Linked DNA regions of Mus musculus: region 2 is linked to region 1. Evidence: chromatin loops called from intact Hi-C (ENCODE). Cell type or tissue: left cerebral cortex. All regions are shown on one strand. Each heading gives the region's core, and the rest is flanking DNA. Links, peaks and the distances in the headings are about the cores only.

What was found. A loop is a pair of places that touch in the nucleus more often than their neighbours do. Peaks named below come from ENCODE experiments on the same cell type or tissue, not always from the same donor. Only the 100,000 strongest peaks of a DNase experiment are listed, where the experiment ranks them.
Region 2: it touches region 1 in a loop (21-fold over the local background); 1 of 42 quality-filtered maps calls a loop at or near these places.

What each region holds. Positions count from the first base shown.
Region 1 is chr16:5,045,136-5,056,646 of GRCm38, reverse strand. Glyr1 (glyoxylate reductase 1 homolog (Arabidopsis)) reads left to right here and starts at 6,737. Exons shown (of 16, transcript NM_001079814.1): 1 at 6,737-6,841; 2 at 7,861-7,897; 3 at 8,834-8,913. The coding sequence starts at 6,804. Ubn1 (ubinuclein 1) reads right to left here and starts at 6,590. Exons shown (of 19, transcript NM_026666.4): 1 at 5,866-6,590; 2 at 2,806-2,919; 3 at 1,283-1,570. The coding sequence starts at 1,531. In left cerebral cortex, for the core only: CTCF peaks have their summits at 6,127 (motif pointing right) and 6,772; DNase peaks (open chromatin) are centred at 6,186, 6,687, 7,331, 8,312 and 1 more place; H3K4me3 peaks cover 3,570 bases; H3K27ac peaks cover 1,518 bases.
Region 2 is chr16:5,227,458-5,238,968 of GRCm38, reverse strand. It overlaps Alg1 (asparagine-linked glycosylation 1 (beta-1,4-mannosyltransferase)), which reads right to left and starts at 5,348. Exons shown (of 13, transcript NM_145362.2): 1 at 5,112-5,348; 2 at 3,926-4,003; 3 at 3,703-3,806; 4 at 2,501-2,649; 5 at 235-324. The coding sequence starts at 5,319. In left cerebral cortex, for the core only: a CTCF peak has its summit at 5,279; a DNase peak (open chromatin) is centred at 5,348; H3K4me3 peaks cover 1,507 bases; H3K27ac peaks cover 1,199 bases.

The DNA.
Region 1 (11,511 bases), core at 1,941-9,940:
GAGTGCTGCGCAGGTGTACCAGGATACAGGTGAACCCAATTTGGTGGAGATTTGCCCCTGCTGCCCTGATTAGCTGAAGCCTCGTGACTGGCGAGGGGGCGTGGCCTGCGGTGCGTGGATGAGAGAGAGTATAAAAGGAGTGAGAGGCCCAGGGTTCGGGGGATATAAACAAGAAGAATCAGGACTGAATAAACTGCTGTTAGAAGGACTGGTGGTCGCGTCGTTCTTGCTGGTCGAGAGCGGGCGCGACAGGGCTTCTCTGTATAGCCCTGGCTGTCCTGGAACTCACTTTGTAGACCAGGCTGGCCTTGAACTCCAGGCTGGCCTCGAAATCTGCCTGCCTCTGCCTCCCGAGTGCTGGGATTAAAGGTGTGTGCCACCACACCTGGCACACACACACACTTCTTTAAAAAGTTAATGACTGGCCAATGCTGTAACAATTGAAGATGGGTAATAGATATTGCCCATACTTGGTAATCTATATGCAAAGATTTGAAAATATGCATGTTTGAAAGTTCCATACTAGAAAAGCAAAACAAATATGCCAAGAAAAAAAAATACATCAAGGTTGGTGAGAGGTAAGCTCGGGCAGCATGAGATTCTTGGCGTTTGCTATCATCCTGACACCCTAGTGCCATTCCCCAGCTCCTACACGATGGAAGAAAAGCTCTAACTCCCACAAGCTACACACTTGAGCACGCTCGTTCTCTCTCTCTCTCTCCATAATAAATAAAGGTTTAAAATTTTAAAAAGGAAAGAAAAGAAAAAGAAAACATTAAAATTCAAAGTTAAAAATCATTTAAAGAAACCAAACTGATTTCAAACAGCTTGAAGCTCACAAAGCCAATTTTGGCATAGGAAGAAAGCAAACAAGCAGGCAGAAGCAGATTTCTACCCATCCAAAACAAGAAACTATGCAAGACAGCAACGATGAGAGTATGGGTATCTTCCTGTTTGTCCTTCAGAGTGGACATAGGAAAGCATGCAACACTGCAACCATCAAAACAATGATCTCTAGTGAGTCATATAAAAATATTAGCACAAAAAAAGGTACTGCTTTTTAAATTTATATAGTTAGCTATAATTCAAAGTAGCTTGAATATGCTATATATTTTCCTCTAGCATAAGCCACAAGGATCATTCTCACCCAGTGCTTGCTCTGGGTGAGTGAGATAAACTTGAGGCAGCTCAGGCCTCTCTAGCCTCACTCACTTCTCTGATATAAAGGTCCATGTGAACACTGGTAGCTTCATGTCAGATCTGCAAAGCAACAAGAATGTACCTTGTCTCCAGGATGAAGGCCTTTTACCTTCCCGCGGATATTCTTTACCAACTCTGGGTAGAAGAACTCTGGACACCGTTTGTGATCTGGTTCAAAGAGAGTGAGTGTAATCCGAACAGCTGCTGCAGCTGGCTCACAGTCTTGATGCTGTTCTGTTCCTCCAACTTCCTCTTTCCTGGACTTCTTCAAAAATGCAGGATTCAAAGAACCTGGGACAGAGGTGAACTGGACCCTGTGGGGCTCCGACATGGCTACCAACAAGTCTTAGTAGGTGTCACTTCATGGTTTCTGTTAACAGTGAAAAGAAGGGCCAGGTCAAACCAAAATAACAAAGGTAGGCATTTTCTAAATAACAATAGCAGGCATTTCCTTGTCAGTTATTCAGTTTTTTAAAAATTTCATTGTCAAAAAGAATCCACTGATAAATTATAATTGCTTTAAACCATTTAAGCAAGTAGTTTTTTGGGTTTTTTTTTTTTTTTTCTTTTTCTTTTGGTTTTTCGAGACAGGGTTTCTCTGTGTAGCCCTGGCTGTCCTGGAACTCACTTTGTAGACCAGGCTGGCCTCGAACTCAGAAATCCACCTGCCTCTGCCTCCCGAGTGCTGGGATTACAGGCGTGCGCCACCACGCCCAGCTAAAAGCAAGTAGTTTTCAATACAAATTTCTCCTATTTTAGAAATCATCTCATACCACATAATTCAAGTCAAAAGCCTATGTATTAATGCAGTCCAAACTTGGGGTTTGTTGTATGTGACTTATTTCTTTTGTGTCTAGAAAGCTCTTTTTAAACAGATCATATGGAAGAAATCCCCCAGTCAGTCTATTAAAGAGTTTTCACTTTTAAATCTAATCCATAGTGAACTTACTGGGCTCTATGCTGCAAGAACAGGCTATAACTTGAGTTTTCCCAGTACCAATTACAAAGCAGACCTCATATGTATGGTCCATGTATAAAAGCTGTATTACATTAATCAAGTACTTGAGAGATTGTTTATTCAGTAATGAACTGTCTTCAAAACTCTTATTTTTAGTATCCTGAATTAAAAGTTTGTCTTTATTACCTTTTTAAAAGTAGTAATTGGATTTTAGCCCATTTCAGATCAATTTTAGAATCATTTTTCCAAGTCCCCTCCAAAATATGACTGTACTTTGCAAAAATAATTCACAAATATGAATTCAGAATGATTTGACTATTTCCACATATATGTAGATATACTAGCATATATTTAATATCCATTCATTTTGTTATTATCATAAAAAAGTGATGCAAGACCATATAAGGGAGTTAAAAATATACAAATGAGTTTTAAAAAAAGTCATTCCAGAGAAACAGTGATGGCACACACTTTTATTTCCAGCACTCGGAGGGCAGAGGCAGGCATCCTGTAGCTAGGACTACATAGAGAAACCCTGTCTTGAAGGAAAAAAAAAGCCATTCTAATTGGACAGCAAAGACATAACTAGTAAAATAGACTCCCAGTGCAGAGTTTATCAAAACACACTTGGATGCTCTACACAGTACCTAAAGGAAGCTTCAGGGCCTGGGAGCAGTGCTGGGATCCACCTGGTTGTGAAACACACCTCAACTGAGGATTAAAGGCATACAGGCTCCCACTTAGAGAGGAACACAGTCTTTCTGTAAGAAATGGATCAGTAAGTCACTCAATTGGACGAAGGAATTGGCAACCAGATCCAGTGTTGTTTTGTCTAGACAAAATTTTTTAAAGGTAGCTTCATTTCAGCCCATGTTTTTAGAAAACACAACTCCAAACCACATAACCAGTAACAATATTCTTGTCAGCTACAAAAGTCTGTGCAAGCCTTAGCCAACAAGGAGATAGGACTAGAGGACAAAGTAAGTTCACCTATTAACTCATTTTTTAAATAATAATTTTTTCAAAAAGATCTATTTATTTTATGTATATTAGTACACTGTAGCTCTAAAGATGGTTGTGAGCCACCATGTGGTTGCTGGGATTTGAACTCAGGACCTTCAGAAGAGCAGTCAGTGCTCTTACCCACTGAGCTATCTCTCTAGTCCCACCTATTAACTCTTAGAAGTCAGGTTTTGGTGAAGTTTTATGATCATATTTAAGGACTAGGGCATTTGAAACATTTAAGATAATAATATATGTTAAAGTCCATGTTAAACTTATTTAATTCCAAATGCTTAAGAAAATATAAGTTGTAAAGTCCACAAAAGAACGTAAGTTGTACTTATACAACTAATTTATGAGTTGTTTATGACCTTGGGAAGAGCTTCCTCCAAGGTTTGCAAGTTTACCTCTTTAGAAACATGAAGTAGTTGGGAGATGGTACAGCATGCAGCACTCGGGAGGCAGAGGCAGTGGCGCTCCATGAGCTCGAGGACAGCGTGGTCTACACAGAGTTCCAGAGCAGCCAGGGATACACAGACAAACAACCCTGTCTTGGAAGAAGAAACAAACAAGCAAACAAAAGAAATATGAAACAAGTCAAGAAAGAAGTACCTGAGAATTAAGAAAAAAACTACAGTTTAAAACATGTTAGAGAATTTAAATAACTTGATTTAAAAGAGTTGATTGTTTAAGAAAATTTAACCTGTTTAACCTGGTGCTGTCTCTAAGTTTTATTCAAGTTTAAGTAATTTTTATTTTCACAAGCATTCATGTGAGTGTGGGTGAGTGTGTGTGTATGTGTGTGTGTGAAAACTTATAGGAGTTAATTCTTTCATTTCATCATGTGGGTTCCAGAGATTGAACATAGGTCTTCAGGCTTGGAGGCAGACACCCTTACCTGTTGAGCCATCTTACAGACCCTCACATAATTTTTTGTCCCATAAATTCTTAAATTTGTAAATAAAACACTAATGAAAACTTACAAGTTTTAAAAATAGCAAAGAATGGGGACTGGAGAGATGGCTCAGTGGTTAAGAGCACTGACTCTTCTTCCTGAAGTCCTGAGTTCAATTCCCAGCAATCACATGGTAGCTCACAACCATCTGTAATGGGATCCAATGCCCTCTTCTGGTGTGTCTGAAGACAGCTACAGTGTACTCATATACGTAAAATAAATAAAATCTTAAAAAACAAAAACAAAAACACTAAGATTGAGCTGGGGATGTCACTCAGCAAAGTGCTTTCCTTGCACACTGGAGGCCCTGATTCAATTAAATCACACACTGGGATTAAATTAAAATGAGAATGGTAATATATAGCTGTAATAGAAGCACTGTGAAGGAAGAGGCAGGAGGATCCTAAGTTTAAAGTCACTCTTGGACAAGGAGAAGGAGGCTTGGATTGCATGAGAGCTTATCTCCAACTAAAATACAAAAAGGAAAAAAAAAACAAACCACAAAGTAGGGTTTAAATACTCCGAATGACTTGAATATTAGTATGCCACACAGGAAAAAATTCTTCTCTTTAAAAAGCAAATTATGGGATTATGGGTTTGTGGTGGTGGACAGATCTTTAGTCCCAGCACTAAGATGGAACCCAGCCTGATCCACAAGGAGCTCCAAGACAGCCAGGGCTACACACAGAAAGTCTTGAAAAACAAAACAAAACAAAACAAAACAAAAAACATATTATGCAAAAGCCTATTTCCAGGTATTCCTAGGGACTGTTTTATGTTTTTGTTATCATAAATACATTCTTTTTAACTAATTTACTTTTGAACTGACTACCAAAAAAAAAACAGAAAAACTTGTATGCTAATTTTTTCATTAATTTCTTTCCCTATTTAATGGCTTTCCCTTTTTATTTTGAAAGGCAAAGTCCTACAAAAATGACAGGTTATTTTATATTTATTTTTGTTTCCTGTCTTCTTTCATTCTTTTGTTTGTTTGTTTGCTTGAGACAGGGTTCCTCTGTGTAGCCCTGGCTGTCCTGGAACCTCACTCTGTAGACCAGGCTGGCCTCGAACTCAGAAATCCACCTTCCTCTGCCTCCTGAGTGCATGTGCCACCACTACTCGGCTCCTGTCTTATTTCATTAACTAGAATTACAGGACATTAGACAATGTATCCTTTGTTCTATTCCTGACTTTGATGGGATTGTTTCTAAATTTAGTTGTAAAGATTTACATTTAAAGACAAGTCATTACAATATTCTTAAATTCCTGGAAAACTCTAATTTCTAAATTAAGAACATTTGTCAAATTTTATGAAATCTTAAATACACTTTAAATGGTCAGTTCGTGTTTAATTAACACACAATGTAAATGACAGTCCTTGAAAAATGTGGTACTTCTTCCAAAGAAAAAACAAGCTGGGGTCAACCACCCAGCTTCTCCACCACACCATCTCTCAGAGCAATTGACAACCAAAGCCTCTACAAGGACACTGCTTTGGGGAAAGGGGCGTGAACCCGTCACCTTCCGAGCAGGCGTTGACTTCAGAAAGTACAGCTGTAAGTTAAGTCCACCCTGACACAGACTCCTGCCGCCTTTTCTTGGGTGTGAGACTTTTCTTGCTCAAAGTCGAGCTTCAACTCGGTCTACGGAACTTAGGGCAGCCGCCCTGCCCCTCGGCAGGTACCAGTTCCCATTACTGTCACCTGTCTTCCAGCTGTCAAAACTTCTTGCAAAGTGTCACACTACTTACGAAGGCTAACGCGGGAGGCTGGACCAGACCGCGGCGCTCACCGTTGTCCCCAGAGCCGACGCGGGCCGTAGACGTCCCCCCGTGGTGGTCCTCATGCCGGCCCGGGACCCTCGGGTTGCGGCGCGGCTCAGCGGCCCGCTCCCGAGCGCTGCAGGCGGGCGCGCGGAGGGCCCGCGCCGCGGCCCATGGCCGGCTCCCCAGCCCGCGGGAAGGAAGCCTCTCGACAAACTGCCGCTTTCTCTTGTCAGCCAGCGGGGGGAGCCGAGATATGCCAAGTCCACGTCCAAGAAAACAAGTCGGGCGACGCCGAGGACGCTTGGCGGGGACGCCGCTCCGGAAGCCGACTGTCGAGCTGGGCGCTCCTCAGCAGTCTGGAGCTCCCGCCCCGAGCGCGGGCTCGCGGGCAACCGGGGCCTCTTCTGCCCCGGGCTGGGACCGAGACTGGCTTCCAGGCCGCGCCAGGGTCAGTCAGGGCAGCAACCGGACTCCAACACCTATCCGCCCGGGACCTCAGGCTCGGCAACGGCCCGGGGCCCGCGCCTGCCTAACAGCCGTAACGGAAGCAGCGGGAAAGACTGGAAATGAGTCTAGAGTCCCGGAAGCGAGCGGGCAGCACAGTCGGCTCCCTTTCGCGCTAGTCCGGCCGCGCCGCCTCCGCCGCCGCTGCTTTGGACCGCGGATGCTTCGTTGTCACGAGCCGGAGGGGAGGGGGGAGGCGGGAGCTTGGAGTCTCTGGGCTTCGACGCGCTGAGAGCGCGGCGCTCAAGTCACGTGCCTCCAAGCAGTCCAATGGACGGCCGCGGCGCGGTGACGTCAGCGCATCCGCTAGGCGGATGACAGCAAACACCCGTCACGTGGTCAGGCCAACTCCAATGGGCGGTGCCGCGGCGACCTGAAGTTCCCGGCTGCCCGTGCGGCGGCGGTGGTTGGGTGGTAAGATGGCGGCTGTGAGTCTGCGGCTCGGCGACTTGGTGTGGTGAGTCCTGGCGACCAGCGCTGAACGAAAGACGGCGCGAAGCTGCTTTTCCTGGTCGCAGGGTTGCCAGCTGGCCCAGGAGTAGTTTTATTATGCACTCCGGACGGCGGAGAGTGGGGAAGAGGAGGTGCCGCCGCGGTGTGAACGACGCTTGAGCGGAAGAGGCTGTCCGGTCCCCGGGGGACCGAGGCCGAGAGGGGCCGCGGCGGTCCCTGCTCTGAACCCTGAGGCCATCCCAGGGGAGGGTTACGGCTCTAGAACTCTGGCTCCAGCTGCCACTGCAGAGAACTCTGGCGTGGCGTGGAGTCCCAGGGTCTCTCCGGACCTCCTCTCAAAGCAGGAGAGGATACCTTGCTAGAGACAGAGCCGTCCATACCCGCGTTCGGTTGGGACAGACGTGGGCTCGAGGCTTGGTTCCAGGTGGCGAAATCCGACTGCCCGGCGCTGCCCCATGAAGAAACCGAGGGGAGGGTGACTTCTCCTTTGCAAATGATGGCTAGGCGGTGATCCAGTGCCTCTCGTTCTGTTCCTTGTGTCCCCTGCAACAGCCAAAACCAAGAGTGACCATTGTCTCCTTGGAACTGCGTAGTTTCCCTACCTAGAGGAAGGTTTCCATGATCATTTGTCAAAGGAAAGCCGATCATGGGGTGAATTAAATCAGTCTTAGGGAAGTCTGTGTTTACAGAGAGAAGTTTCCAACACTCTCCCAGGGAGGTACCAGACCAGTGACGTCCTGATGGTTTTGTTTTTCTATGTTCCTTCTCGGGAAGAGTGCACAGATCTCAGGCACACACACACACACACACACACACACACACATATATATATATATACAGTTTTGTATGTAATATGTGAGGGCCCTGAGCCCAGCTGTGAAAGACCCATCTGGTTTGCCTGCTTTTGTTCTGGCCCTTTTGTTCAGCCTAGAGTTAGAAGCATAGATTGCTTGTTGAGTGGGCTGAAGGAGATGGACTGGCTTTTCCAGGGCAAGTTCTGACTGTTTGTATTATTTTCTCTAGGGGGAAACTGGGCCGGTATCCTCCCTGGCCAGGAAAGGTGAGTGCATTGTTGGTTTTAAAAGAAGGTAGTTGAAGCTAAGGGAGAGGGTTAACATGTTGAATTTCCTCCATTCTCTAACACTGACTTAAAATGGGCTCATTTTGATAAAATGTAGTGTTTTGCCTCCAGTTATCAGTCGGTTTTGAAAGTTATAGCATAAACCAGAGTGTTTAAATATGAGGTAATCACTTCAGTCAGAGGGCTTGTGAAATTGGTTGGTTTTTTATCTTGGAAATCAATTGTAATCAAAATGTAGCATGCTAAAATCTAAGGATGAAGAAACAGATTCTCCAGGAAGAGGGAAGTCTAAATGTAGGTTAGTGAAAAGCTAAAGTATTTTTGTCCCAACTAAGTTTAAATCTTCTTCCCCTGTTACCATATGTGCTGCTCCAGTGCATCTCTGCAGAAGATGGCATTCCAGATTTTTCAAGAGGTGGTCCATCATAGCTTTCCAAATGTTCTGGCTTTTTAGTCTTGCTAGGAATCCAGGAAATGTCTGAAGACTCTTTGCAATATGGTATTTCCTGTGCCTTGGTGGTCCCCTATTTTCACTGCTTCCTGTCTTAACTCTTGCTACCCACAACAAAAGTATTTTAAAGAATATTTTCTGTTTCTTCATTAATCACATCACATGGAGGGAGGGGTGATGTTGCTGTTAGTTTTAACTGTTTCTATGCCACGAGTCATTGCAATAAGACTATCTGTTGGACAATATACTACCTGTTGGCTATGGAGAATTTAAAGAATATTTACATATTTCTTCATATCACAATAGCAAAGTCCCATCTATGGGACAAGTATAGAGCCCTGGTTTGCTTTTGGACATTGTCCTTTCTCAGATCTTGGGCTTTCCAGCCTCACTGGAGCCATGGGGAGTTACTTTCCCAGTAGCCTTCTGGTTCGCCTCATACCTTTTCTCTTTCTCTCCTTCAGATTGTTAATCCACCCAAGGACTTAAAGAAACCACGTGGAAAGAAATGCTTCTTTGTGAAGTTTTTTGGAACAGAAGATCAGTGAGTAGTCCTCCCTGAGAGCTTCATGTTGCTTTTGGGTGTTCCCCTGAGTCTGAACTGCTCTATGAGTATCTAAGGCTTGCTGCAGTGTGAAAAATGGTTCCTCACTCTGGCTTTACGCTTAAATAAAAGGTGGTGTTCTTATCTAGCAAAAAATTATTCTGAGGCTAATGATGATTTCCTTCAGGTAAGAACCAGCGTTCATAACTCTACATGTGGTAGGCATGCTGTTTATATCACGTGCGCTCATGTGTTCTCTCTCTCTCTCTCTCAGCAATTTTTACAAATGTTCTGTGGCCTTGGGGATAGAACACGGAGCCTTGCCCATTTTAGAAAAGCCATTGACCACTGAGCTACATGCCCAGCTGATTTTGTTTTAATGACCATGTAGTGTAGTCTGAGGTACAGTGAAAGCTAAGGTGTTATTTGGTAAAAATACTTGTTTAATCCTGTTCTCATTTATAAAACAAACTAACTTACCTGTGTCATTGCAATACAAAGCTTTATTTCCTAGTGTGTGCTGAACTGGAAGAACCTAGGACCATTGCTTTGAGAGTTTGACTTTACAGAAAGCAAACTTTAAAAAGTTATACTGAAGGAAGAATGTGTAACCAATTGAATATACAGTAACTTGTATAGCTTTCTCCTCAATACAGGATAGGCCTGGCTAGGTAACTTGGTTTCTTTAAGCAGTTGTTTCTGTACTTACTATTGTTTAAAGAAAAATGTTACTTTAAGTTCAAAAAAAGAGTGATTTTTTTTTCTTCTTCTGAAAAGTCCCTTACAAATTGCTTCACACATTCAGGAGTTTATGTGGCAGAGTGCTCTTCCGGGTTTCAGTTTACATAGTATGTTGACCTTCACAATGCAGATATACCCTACCCCCTTTTTTTTCTTAAGCCAGCTTACGAGCTTTGTGGTGGCAGTATTTCAAGGAAGACTACCCTAAGTTGTGAGAGCAGAGCTTGTGAAGAGGGAATGTTGTTCAGTGTCATGATTGAGACTGGACTACAGCTCAGTTACAGAAGAGCACTCGTCTAGCTTGTGTAAAGCCTTGGGTTCATTCCCATTACCACCACTATCCCCACTCACTGACGGAAGGAAGGAACATGTTATTGTCATAGACTACTTGAAGAAGACTGTCCTGATGAGAAAAACAGGTGTTGGTTATACTGCATAGGAGTCTACATTTCTCAGTGCTAGATGGTGACCCTTCATTTCTAGGACAGTGACTATTGTCTTCACCTTTGGGGATCTCAGTAAGCGAGCAAGATTTAATAGTTCAGCTGGGATGGTGTGCAGAAGAGGGCGAGGTCAATGGAAAACAACGGGTCTAGGAAAGCTGATGGAAGACAAGATGGAAATCCAGTTCCGAAGCATGAATAGAGTTTGAATGATTGGGAACAAAAGTGGCAATGTGGATCCTTGGCTTGGTGCCATGGGGGAAAAAAAGAGGCTCCTTGCCTGGCATAGTAGGAAGTAACAGGCAGTATTATTGACCATACCCTAAGCGTGGCTGAATGAAGAACCAAGACATGTGTGAAATAACTATGGAAACTCATTTATTTGAGGTCTGAAAGCCATTATTTGATTTTTTTTTTTAATTCTAAAATTCTAGAAGGATAAAGTGGCTTCCCTCTATACACAAAATACTAGAAATAAGACCCAGGAAATTGGAATTATATAAACTGAGCACTTAGTGATAAAGGGCATGTGCTAAACACATAAATAATTACCTGCTGCTGGTAGTGATGATGTGATTTCTTGAAAATAAGCTCTCCTGAGTACACGACAAGTGGCTACAGGGCAGCTAGGAGCTATAAATGACTTTAAGTGTCTTAGCCCCTTTGATGGAGTTCCACATTTAAAAAAAAAAAAAGCATTTTAAAAGGGCTCATGGTGAAGCTTAGTGGTACAGTAAATGTTTAGCATTCACTGCCCAGTACGTCCGAGTTTGCTTGGTGTCTGGCTGGCTGGTTTGGGGTGGTCAGCGAGCACAGGATCAGGACTTGCAGCAGTGCTGTTACAGAGGCTGCCTCTGGGTACTCAGTGCTAAGTGCTGTTACAGAGGCTGCCTCTGGGTACTCAGTGCTAAGTGCTGTTACAGAGGCTGCCTCTGGGTACTCAGCGCTAAGGCTGGTTCATTCAGGGTCAGGGTGCAATCTTTACAGGTGAGATCTCCAGATTAGCTGGTGGTAGCGGAATACTTGGGGAAGTAGCTTTGGATGTGTTGTATGGCCTGACACTTATCAGATAACTGGTTCTACCCACTCTCTGATCTAAGCAAGCCAAAGCCAAAGAAGGGACACATCAGACAGAAGAGTAGGGCTCATTACTGTGGGAAAGCAAAGCCTGAGAAAAGCATCGTCAGGAGTTAGGAATTGGCTAGTAGCCTTCAAGAGTTCTGCAAGGGACGCCTCAATTAGAATGTTGTGTAACTGTTCAAGAGCAGCACAATGACTCCCATGTGAAGTAGTCACTTTGGAGGTGGTATAGACAAATGATAGCTGAATTTTTTTAGAGATAAGAACTAGTTTCTAAAAGACAAATATATCTGTGGCTGTGATGGGTCCTTTAAGACTGACGCTTTGGGGCTAG
Region 2 (11,511 bases), core at 1,816-9,815, 180 kb before region 1:
GGGAAAAATCCAAGAGACAAGAAATGAAAATTCCTTAGAATGGTGCAGATATTTTAGCAAGAAAATGTCCTATAGGCCACATAGCTGGGAGAGGAAAAAAGTCTACTGCCTCCCCCTTGGCTTCTCAAAACCAGTAACCATCTCCCAGGGCCTGAGTACTTCAGTACAGGGCTGCAGGACTGTGCTGAAGCTCTCAAAGCACATGGATTAATGGGCATCCCAAGCCCTGCATACCTGACACACCAGTTCTCTGCCAGGTCCTCCCGCATAGCATTGGTCACACACAGGTTCAGGTGGGACAGGCGCCCGAAGAACTTCTCATACCTACAAAATATCTTGGGGATCAGCATGGAACCCTAGGATGAGCCTAGATGCCACCCCAGCCTCCATATGACTTGATACTCCTAGACAGTGGAAAGGCTGCAGAGCGAGGGCCCTTGAACCTGTCAGAATGCACCATGAGCTCTGAGTAAGTTACTCTCTCAAACCTTCCTCTCCTCTCACTGTTCAGCCTACACAATTACTTTAAAAGGAATCAATCCCCACAAATCCAGACTCATGCAATAAAGAGGAGAAACCCAATAAGGGCTGCTTAACCAAGTCTCAGCCTCCCGGCACAATCGGGGCTGCAGCTGTCTCTCATTGTGGTATGAAGGGAGTTTAGTGATGTCGAGGCTTCATCCCAAGAGAAGGAGGGAGAGAGAGAGCAAATCAAGGACTAAGCTTCAGGCTGGAATGTGGCTCAGCTGGTAGACAGCTTGCCTGGCAAGCTCAAGGCCCTGGTTCTACCTCTAGTGCTTAAAACATGGGACATGGTGGTGCATGTCTATCCAAACACTGAAAAAGGGAGGAGAAAAAGGCAGGAGGATCAGAATTCACGGTCATCCTATGATATGATATGAAGCCAGTCACAATAAACAGTCTCAAAATATGTGTGTATTATGGACATATATGTATATATACACATATACATATGAGTAGGGATGTAGCTCCATTGGTAGAGAGCTTGCCCATAATACATCAAAGTCCTGGGTTCCATCCCCAGCACATCATAAAATAAATATTGACAGTGCACACATGTAATCCCAGCACTAGAAAGGTAGATCAAAACCAGCCTACAATAAATGAGACTCAAAAAAACAAGTTTAAGGGGCTGGTGAGATGGCTCAGCGGGTAAGAGCACTGACTGCTCTTCCGAAGGTCCTGAGTTCAAATCCCAGCAACCACATGGTGGCTCACAAACACCCAGAATGAGATCTGATGCCCTCTTCTGGTGTGTCTGCAGACAGCTACAGTGTAACTAGTTTAATAAATAAATCTTTAAAAACAAAAACAAGTTTAGGGACCAGAGAGCTGCTTCAGCACTGGTTGCTCTCCCACAGAGCCAGGGTTTAATTCCCTAGACCCACACAGCAGCTCACAACCATCTATAAATCCAATCCCAGGGGATTTGATCTCCTCTCCTGTCCTCTGCAGTCACAAGACAAACACATGGTACACAGACAAACGTGCAAGCAAAACAGCCATATAAAAATAATATTCATATATAAAATAAAGTAATTTTGTTTGCTTGTTTGTTGAGACAGTGTTTCTCTGTGTAGCCAGGCTGGCTTTAAACTCAGAGATTTACCTGCCTCTGCCTCCCAAGTACTGGGATTAAACACATGTGCCACCACCACACAGCTGTCTTTTGTTGTTGTTTTTGTTTTGTTTTTGAAATTAAAGTAATTTTTAAGAATAAAATGAACTAGAAAAATTAATTACAAAAAAATGCATAAAAGTAGGATTGCTAACTGGTGGCGGCCAACACATTTAATCCCAGCAGAGGCAAGCAGATCTCTGAGTTTGAGACCAGCCTGATCTACAGAGTGAGTTCCAGGATAGCCAGAGCTACACAGAGAAACTCTTGTCTCAAGAAAAAAAAAGTTAACACTACTAAACTGGGTGTGGTTTATCGTGCCTGTAATCCCAGAGTGTACAAAGCTGAGGCACGAGGACCAACATAAATTCGAAGCTAGTCTGGGCACCGGAGTGAGAAAGCTCATTAGCTACCACCAGAGTACGGCAGCCTTTTCTTCCCTCCAGCTACAAGTTGGCTCTGGAGTGCAGCCTCCAGGGGCTGATTCCTGATGACTTCCTGTGCAGCAAGAGGCAGCATCACTCTCAGCCCACTCACCTAACTTTTACAATGCACCATAATTGGGGGTGATGGAGACAGAGTGGGGAAAAACGGGACCTGGCCTGGAGCCTGGCACGAAGCTGGTGCTGTGACAGGAAGGAGCTGCCTGGTCTGCTGGTCCCACAAACAACAATCAATCCCAGCAGGGACAGAGAAAGGACAGAGCTAGCTGGACCCCAGAGCAAGAAGCACACAATGAGATGGGCAGCCAGAATCAGAGTGGAACTGAGGACCCTGCTCTAGATCCAACCTGCTCACCCAGGCCCTTCTCTCCCACCCACTCTAATGAGGACTCAGGGGGAACCACTCACATCCTCTCACCATTTGGCCAGCAGCACAATGGGGTGGCGGGGGCCATGGACCAAGCCCATGATGGAGTAGCCATAGTTGTGCCAGTCGATGACCAATTTGCTCCCACAAATGCAGCCCACAAACCAGCAGACGGCAATAGCAGGCAGACCTGGAGGGTTCTAGGAAAAGGAGACTCAGGCAGTGGAGGAAGCATAGACTATGGCCCATATAGCCTAGAGGAGTGACCACACAGCAAAGAAACTATGACCTAAAAGGCTCTCATCAGCCCGGGGGCAGAAAGAAGATCCCCTCCACCATAAAAACATTAACAACAACAAAGGGAGTAAGAAGTTATAAAGAAACCAAACTGCCCAATCTGAAAACCCCAAAATCATCATCGATCAAGAGCTCTTGAGTTAAGACGATGGCTCAGTAGGTAAAGAATTTGCCACCCAAGCATGAGGACCAGACAAGGGTGCTGGATCCCTGGAACCTGGGTTACAGATAGCTGTAAACTCCTATTGTAGATGGTGGGAGTGAAACCTGGGTCCTCTGCAAGAACAGCAACCGAGCACTGAGCCACTGCTCCGGCAGCCTGCACACTCGTTTGTTTTTCCTATTACTGTATTTATTACCTGACAGTTTCATGACTGTGTATGTGTGATGCATTCTGATCACTCCCCACTCTCTTCCTTAGCTCCCTCCTCACCTGTCAGTCATCCCTCTGTACCGGTTTCCCCTCCAAGTGCTCCCTCCTGGTCTCATCTTTTTTTTTTCTTTAGTGACTGAGTTTAACTACAGTTGCTTATAATAACCTAAGTGAGAGGTTGTTTATTGAAGAATGGGCCATTTATTAGTGGATACACTGGAGAAGAAAAATAACCTCCACCCCCAACAACCATTAACTGCCAACAGCTCCTTAGCTAGGGACGGCTCCCCTGTGAATCCACCCCCCTCCCCCCGCCCATGCTACAGTGTTGGCAGCCTTGCCCCGGTCTTGTATAGCTGCAAGTTCACGAGTGCAGCAGCCCTCCCCATGTTTTTATAGGCTATGCACACAGAAGTATTAAATACATTTAATAATTTGTTCATTTTGTATGTGGGCTGGAAATCAAATCCAAGACCTCACTGAGCCACACCCACAACCCGATGTGTGCATGTTTAAAAGACCAGCAAGAGACCTGCTATGATAATGGTGATTCTCACAGAAGGAAAGAGCAGCTGGCACATACCTGGAGGAAGATGTAGGCTGCAGGGTCCATGCGCATCATCTTCCACAGCAAGTACACTGCCTGAAATACAACCTTGACTCCATACTGGAGAATTCGGGGCCCAGCTGCAAGTCAGAAAACATCTGTCTCTACAAAAGAGCTCTTGGCACTGAGAGTCCCTTCATCTTCCCAATACGCAACCATCCCTACCCCTAGTCAAGAACCTGGAGTTGACTGGTCCTACCTCCCAGGCCCCGCAGATCTGTCAACTTCACAATCCGAATCCTATCATTCTGCAAGAGTTCATCTCGAGGTTTGGAGTCTGCAAATGCAAATGAGCCCTTTCAGGTATCAGAAATAGCCAGTTACAGTCAGCTGGGTGTGTTCCTTCACATCTGTAATTCCAGTACTTGGAAGGATAAGGCAGGATAAAGTGTTCAAAGCCAGCATGTGCTACAAAGCATGCCCATCTCAAGTAAACAAGGTGGAAGGAAAATAACACCTATCAAAACCTCACAGGTCCCCAGTACCCAGAATAGAAAATGAGGTCACTTTGTGTTCTTCTATAGAATACCCTCGAAGGGCATTCATCATACCTACTTAATTTAACCTGATGACTGGCATGCAATAGGGACCCAATTTAACTGATAAAGAGTAGAACTCCTGGATGGCAGTCTGCCCTAGGATAGCACTCCACACGGGGACCAATAAGGGCTATTTCCACTTTCCCTTAGATAGAGCTGGGCCACCCCCAAGTTCGCAGATCCAATTTGAGGTGCCCAGCACGTGTTCGAGGATAGTTATGAATGTCCCCAACATGCTAGCAGATTTCATATGACTGTGTCAAAAGGTTGGATACCTGAGGGGCTACTAAAGTGCATGCCTTTAATCCCAACACTCTAAAGGCAGTAGCAAGTGGATCTCTGTGAGTTCAAGGACACTCTGGCCTACATAGTGAGATCCAAACCAGCTAGAGGCTGCATAGTAAGAGTGAACCCCTGAAAAATCATCCACGTGGACATGATGAGGGAGTGGACACCTCTGCCTACACCTTAGGGGACAAGAGAACCATCCACAGCAAGAAAAGCTCTGCGGCTGGACAAGGGATGTGAAGAAACATTCAGCCTGCCAACTCAGTGACAAAGGCAGCATGAGGAAGTGGTGACCAGCACTAAGGTCTCACACACCAGGGTTGCAGCCTGTCTGTGCACTACCTAAACAAAGCAAGTGACAGACACTTTTGCAACCGATCTATTTGTAGTCCTCACGTATGGTAAACGGCGACTGACGCCCGCTGCTCCCAGACACCAGAAAACAGCGGTCCAGACCAGAACAGGCAGGAGAGGAGCACAGCTGCTCCCGCCTCTGTCCCAAAACAGGGAGAGTCAAGGCTCCTGATTGAGCCTCCCTCTCAGGTCCCCGCCACTCACTGTAGAACCCCAGCAGCGTCACCGAAAAGCCGCTCTGGGCCAATGACAGCGCGTGGTACTGCATGCGGGGGCTGCGGCCCACGTCGCCCAGCACCACGACGACCATGTGCCGGGCCCTGCCCGTTTGCCGCCCACGCTTCCACAAGCCCAGCAGCAGCACCAGCAACAGCAGCGCCAGAACCAGCAGCGCCACGCAGGACGCTGCCATCTTGGCCGGCCGGCGCCGAGCACGTGACCGGGCCCGGAAGCCTCGCTATGCGCAAGCGCACACCCCAGACCCTGCCCAGGGGGAGGTGATTATGAAATCGCCTCTTTACGAAGGAGGAGGCGGAGCCTTGGATAAGGCGAGGTCTGGGAGAAAAGGAAAGAGAATTTGGAAGATGGGGGCGGGCTCTGAACGGGGGGGCGGGGCCTGGAAAGGGTAGGAGGCCTTTGAAGAGTTACTTAAGGAGCCCAAGAATGGACTTAGCCATGCCAAGTTCTCTGAAGTGTGTTTTCCCCTGTGAAAGTAAAGCTGTACCTTTATTGGAGTCTAAGAACTTCTTTTAAAGACCGCTAAGATAAATTTCAAACTATAATAATGATGATAATGATTACCTGCTGCTAGAGTACACTTCTCAGCTTCCCTTACGGACTGTGAAGTCATTTCTACCCCTATAGGAGGCCATATCTCATCTTCTGTGAGTATCTTAGCCATCTACACAAAAATGTACCCTCACCGTACATGAACTTGTCTCGGCTATGATCAGACCCAGCCTCTTTTATCTACTCTCTCAGTAGCTGCCTTTAATAATCTAACAAGAGAGATTAAATTTTAGATGAGAGGCTGATGAGTTTTCTTCAGGTAAAGGTGTTTGATGCTAAAGTAGGGTACCATCTCAGGAAGGAGAGAATCAACTCTCTACATCCTCTGACTTCCACGCTCCTGCTGTGACACACACAGCACCTCCCTTGTACACTAAATAAATAAAAACAATTTGGATGAATTTCCTAGTTTTGTTGAGGAAAGAGGCCATTCCCTGAGAAGTGAATGTATAAACAAGATCATGGCTACACATGGAAACCGATCTTTGTTGGTAGAAGGCAAGAGACCATAGGGCCTCTGGCTCTTTAGCAGAGGTGCCTTCCAGTGAGAAAATTTATTAAGCAAAATGTTTATCTCTTCATTTGTTAAGATGCATGCACATTGAATACAACAATTCAAATACAAAAGAGAGGAAGCAGGCATAGTATAGCCTGTAATTCTGGCACTGTGGAGGAGAAGCCAAGGTCATCCTCGACTCCATAGAGAGTTCAAGACCTGCCTGGGCAGCTTATGACAAGAACTCAAAAAAATAAGGGGCTGGATAAATGACTCAGCAGTTAAGAGCTCTTACTTGCAATCATGACAGGAGTTCAAATCCTGACACCCATGTAACAAGCTGGATGTCACCACAAAACCTATAATCTCAGCTGTGAGGGGCAGAAACAGAAAGCTCACTAAAGCTTGTTGGCTTTCAGCTTATAAGGAGAAAAAGGAGACTCAAGTTTAGGGAGAGACGAATAGACAATGGGTTATAGAGAAAGAAAGGAAGGGAAAGAAGGAAGGGAGGGAGGAAGGGAGGGAGGGAGGGAAGAAGGAAGGAAGGAAGGAAGGAAGGAAGGAAGGAAGGAAGGAAGGAAGGAAGGGAGAACTTTTTAAGTATGGGCAATAAAGGGAGAAAGAAAGAGATGCATAAGATAATGATAGTGGCATGAACTCTAGAGTTCCTGACTTTGCCAGCTAGAAAAGTACTGCTGTGTGGGGAGCTTTGGGGGCTGCATGGCAGGAATCTGACATTGGCCAAGGACAAGGAAATGGGCTTGGGGCAGGAATCTGACATTAGGCCATGACAAGGAAGTAAGTTCAGGCAGGAATTTTTTTTATTAGATATTTTCTTTATTTACATTTCAAATGCTATCCCGAAAGTTCCCTGTACCCTCCCCAGTCCTGCTCCCCTACCCACCCACTCCCACTTCTTGGCCCTGGTAGTCCCCTGTACTGGGGCATATAAAGTTTGCAAGACCAAAGGACCTCTCTTCCCAATGATGGCCGACTAGGCCATCTTCTGCTACATATGCAGCTAGAGACATAGCTCTGGGGTTACTGGTTAGTTCATATTGTTGCTCCACCTATCCGATTGCAGATCCCTTCAGCTCCTTGGGTACTTTCTCTAGCTCCTCCATTGGGGGCCCTGTGTTCCATCCAATAGATGACTGTGAGCATCCACTTCTGTATTTGCCAGGCACTGGCATAGCCTCACATGAGACAGCTATATCAGAATTCAGGCAGGAATCTTAATTTTAGGGTGGAACAAAAGAAGTAGGCTTCAGACAAGAATCTGATTTTGGGCTTGGACAAGGAAGTAGGCTCAGATATTTTGATCAAGCTGGCAAGCCCTTAGAAACAGTGATCCCTGGAATGATCAACCACGGGACTTTGCTTATTGCCTTGCTTTTTCCTTGACTATTTGTGCTTATTGTCCTTACTACTTGCATGTAATTAAAATAGTATAAAATCGGATTGGGAAAAAATAAACCTGCCTTAAGTCTCAGAATTGACTTGGGTCATGCTGCAGTATTGTCTAATCGTCTCTTTCTTTTCAATCCTCGCTCCTGCACTAGAGAACCTGTTGACTGACTGAGCAGGCTTGGTCACTGCTGTGAGAATTGTAGACTCTCACTTTATAATAAGAGCACTGGAGACTTGTGGGCCTGTGTACTGGAGGCTTTCCATGGAGATCTCTGGCCCAGCTGGGTGCGAGGGTTCAGGCAAAGGGGAGCAAGTGTGAGCAGGAAGGAGGAGTCTTCTCTGTCACCTCTGGTGCTGCAGCTGGCTCCACCTCTGTTGCATCTCAATTACTCCATGTCACCCAGCACTGAGCTGGGCCAGGCTGGGCCAATGAGAGGCCAACTAGCCAGCGGGGAGCTTCAGGTGGCTCTTCTGGAGAGCAGACCTCTTCCCAAGCGGCAGTGTTACAGCTCTTATGACTGAAGCTCTCAGACAATGGAGTAGTTCTCACACACCTTTATTCCTCCTGGATAGGATTCTTATATACAATTTTGGGGTGGGCCAGGGTCTGACAGCAGGTACTTCTCATAGGCTTGGTCTGAGAGCTTAGAGATACCTTATCTGCATGTGGGAGGGCTTGGTGCTGCTCCTGTGTGACTGATAGCCACAGACCTCTCTTGGGGGGGGGGGTAGCTACATGACAGGAGACAGGCGCCCTAAGGGGCATAGCCAAACGCCTGCCATTCCTTGCAGGAGACAGTCACCAGCTGGGTCATAGGGTTTTAAGCCTGAGCTCAACCAGGGACCAAGCTGCCTATCACAGCTCACCACCCCACAGAGACTTAAAAATAGCAAGAGCACAGTGGCTTATGGCTCTGCAAAACTGGACATACTCATCCAAGAATGGTGGCATGATGACTGAATAGGGAAAAAAGTTTTTATACTCCCAATAATGCAAGTCTGGTCCTCCCTCGGGTAGTTTGAGTAAGAATGACCCCCATAAGCTCATCTATTTGAATGCTCAGGCATCAGGAAGTGGCACTACTTGAGAAGGATTAGGAGGTGTTAGAGGAAGTGTGTCACTGGAGGTGGGCTTAAAGGTTTCAGAAGCCGAGACAGGCCCGGTGACTCTCTCTTCTTGCTGCCTGTGGATCCAGATGTAGAACTCTGTTACTCCAGCACCATGTCTGCCTGCATGTCATCATACTCCCTCTGACATGATAATGGACTGAGCCTCTGAAACTGTAAGCAAACCTCAATTAAATGCTTTCTTTATCAGAGTTGCAATGGTCATGGTGCCTCTTCACAGCATCAGAACACTAAAAAAGACAGAAGTTGGTACCAGGAGTAGGGTATTGATGTGACAAGCCTGACAATACCGATTGTTGGTGGAATGTGGACTTTAAATTAATTAGGAAAGCAGTTGAATGCTTTAAGTGGGGCTTAGTGGGCCATGCTAGTAGAACATGGAAGCCAGTGGTGCTGGGGGTGATTAGAACTGTGGGAACCTGGATCAAGATGTTCCAAAGCAGAAGAATATTAGTAGGTGGCCTAGAGACCATTCCTAAATTATTTTAGTGAAGAAAGGGATTTCTTTCTTCCCTTGTCCAAAAATATCTGCCTGAGGCTAAATGGAAGAGTTTTGGATTAATGGTATTGTCAGAGGAGATTTCAAGAGAGTGTAGTAATGACTGTGTCATGTGGTTATTAGTAGTCACTTTTATGTAGATATAGATGAAAAGGAATAAGTTAAGCAAGGAAGACTACAAAATATGCTCAAAGAGTTAAAAAATACAGAAAAGCCTGATGCTAAATAGAATAAAGGGAGTGGTGGCCATGGGGTTCTGGCTTTAGTGTCAAAATACACGAAAGGGGTTATGGAGTCTCCCTTGACATCCAAGGAAAGCCACTGAGGCCAGGCATATATCAAGGGTGTCCCTGTATAGAGGTCCAGAGGGTCCTTTGGGTAAAGATATGAAGGTGAAGCCTAGATTGTGTTGAAGACCCCAAAATGTTAGAGATGCCAGAGTCATAGGATAGGGAACTAAACCCCTGGTCTGTAATCAAGCCCCAATTAAATATTCTCTTTTATAAGAGTTGACATGTCATGTGTCTCTTCACAGTAATAAAACAGTGACTAAAAGACGCCCCCTTTCCTCATTGGCTGAGGGATCGGGAAGATACAATCTGGGTCTTGTTTTTCCCTCTGACACATTTGTCTTCTTATCATTGCTTTTTCTTCAACAAAAATGTATGGGTTCATCTCTGGTTTACGTCCACTTTATCCTAGAGCTTATCAAGCACACACTCTGATCATGTCTGCAGATCATTAGGCAGCCTTGGCTGGTAGCAGTTTTCCACTCTAAACATCTAGTTTTGGGGGTAGTAGTTAAACTAAAATTTTGGATGATAGTAGCTAGCAGGGGTCCAATGCTTTCTGTTTATCCATAATAGAGCCTAAGCCACTTTTATTTTTTTAAATGAACCATTAGATTTTATTTCTTAGATTCTTTACCACTGACCCAGCACCTTTTTTTATGTTTTTAACTTTTGGGTCAGGATGACCAAGTTGCTCTGGCTAGCCTTGAACTCACTCTACTTTCTAAGCTGGTCTCAGTTTTGCAGTGGTCTTCCTTCCTTACCCTCCTAAGAACTGTGATGACAAGCATGTTCCACCACACCCAGCTTTGTGTCTCACGTTTCTACTAGTCCGGGTTTCTACTGCTGTGAAGAGGCACCATGACCATGGCAACTCTTACAAAGGAAAACATTTCACTGGGGCTGGCTTACAAGACCATAGCTTTAGTCCATTATTGTTATGGAGAGAATCATGGCAGCACACAGGCAAACATGGTGCTGGAGAAGGAGCTGAGAGTTCTACATCTTGAATCTCAGGCAGCAGAAGGAGACTACTAGGCCTGATATATAAGACCTCAAAGCCTGCCTCCACAGTGACACACTCCTCTAACAAGGCCACACCTTCTAATAGCGACACTCCCTATGGACCAAGCATCCAAACACAGGAACCCGTGGGGGTCATTCCTAGTCCAACCACCACACCTTCATGACTTGAATGCTGTTTCTACTGGTTAAGTGCCATGTCAGAGACCATCCCGTGAGAAAGTGAGCCCTTCACAATCTCCTTAACAAATCAAGGGCCTTGTACTAAGAGCTGGTTATCACCCCCCTTCCTCCCTATTCCTTTCTTGGCACCTGAGGTTGTAAAAGCTGAATTATAGTCCCCTCTTCCCTATCTCTTCCTGAGTTCCCATGCCATCCAAGGACATGAGTTACGCCTGAGCACAGCCTGACCCCCAAGGCTGTCAAGGAGGATCGATGTTCCAGAGATAAGATCCAGAGTGCCCGCTGCCTGGCGCCTGACTTCGGCCCCCATGTCAGCAGATGCCCACTTCTTTGTTCTTTGTATAATTCTCCCTTGACCCCTCCCATATTCCCCGAGATGTATGCTTTAAAAAGAAGGCACCTCAGCCTAATAAACGAGACCTCGATAGGTACCCTCCCTGGTATCCTACTTTTCTTTCTTTTATTCCCATTTCCTTCCAGGTTCGCGGTCCCCCTCGCACCCACGAATAACTGAATCCCACGGGACGGGATAAGTGTTGCCCGACGTGAGGGCGAGGTCCGGATCGTAATTCCTAATCAGTGGAGGTTCCAGAGAAGTTCGTCGCGACCCCAAGAATTTAAAAGTAGTGAAGGACACCTTCCACTGCTCACGGAAGAGCGAGAAGTCCTTGGTGAGTTGAGTCATCTCCACTTCAGGTTATGGGACATAAGCTATCTAAAGAGGCAGCCTTCATCAAAGGTTTAAAGATAGCTCTCAGAGAAAGAAGAGTACGAGTTAAAAAACAA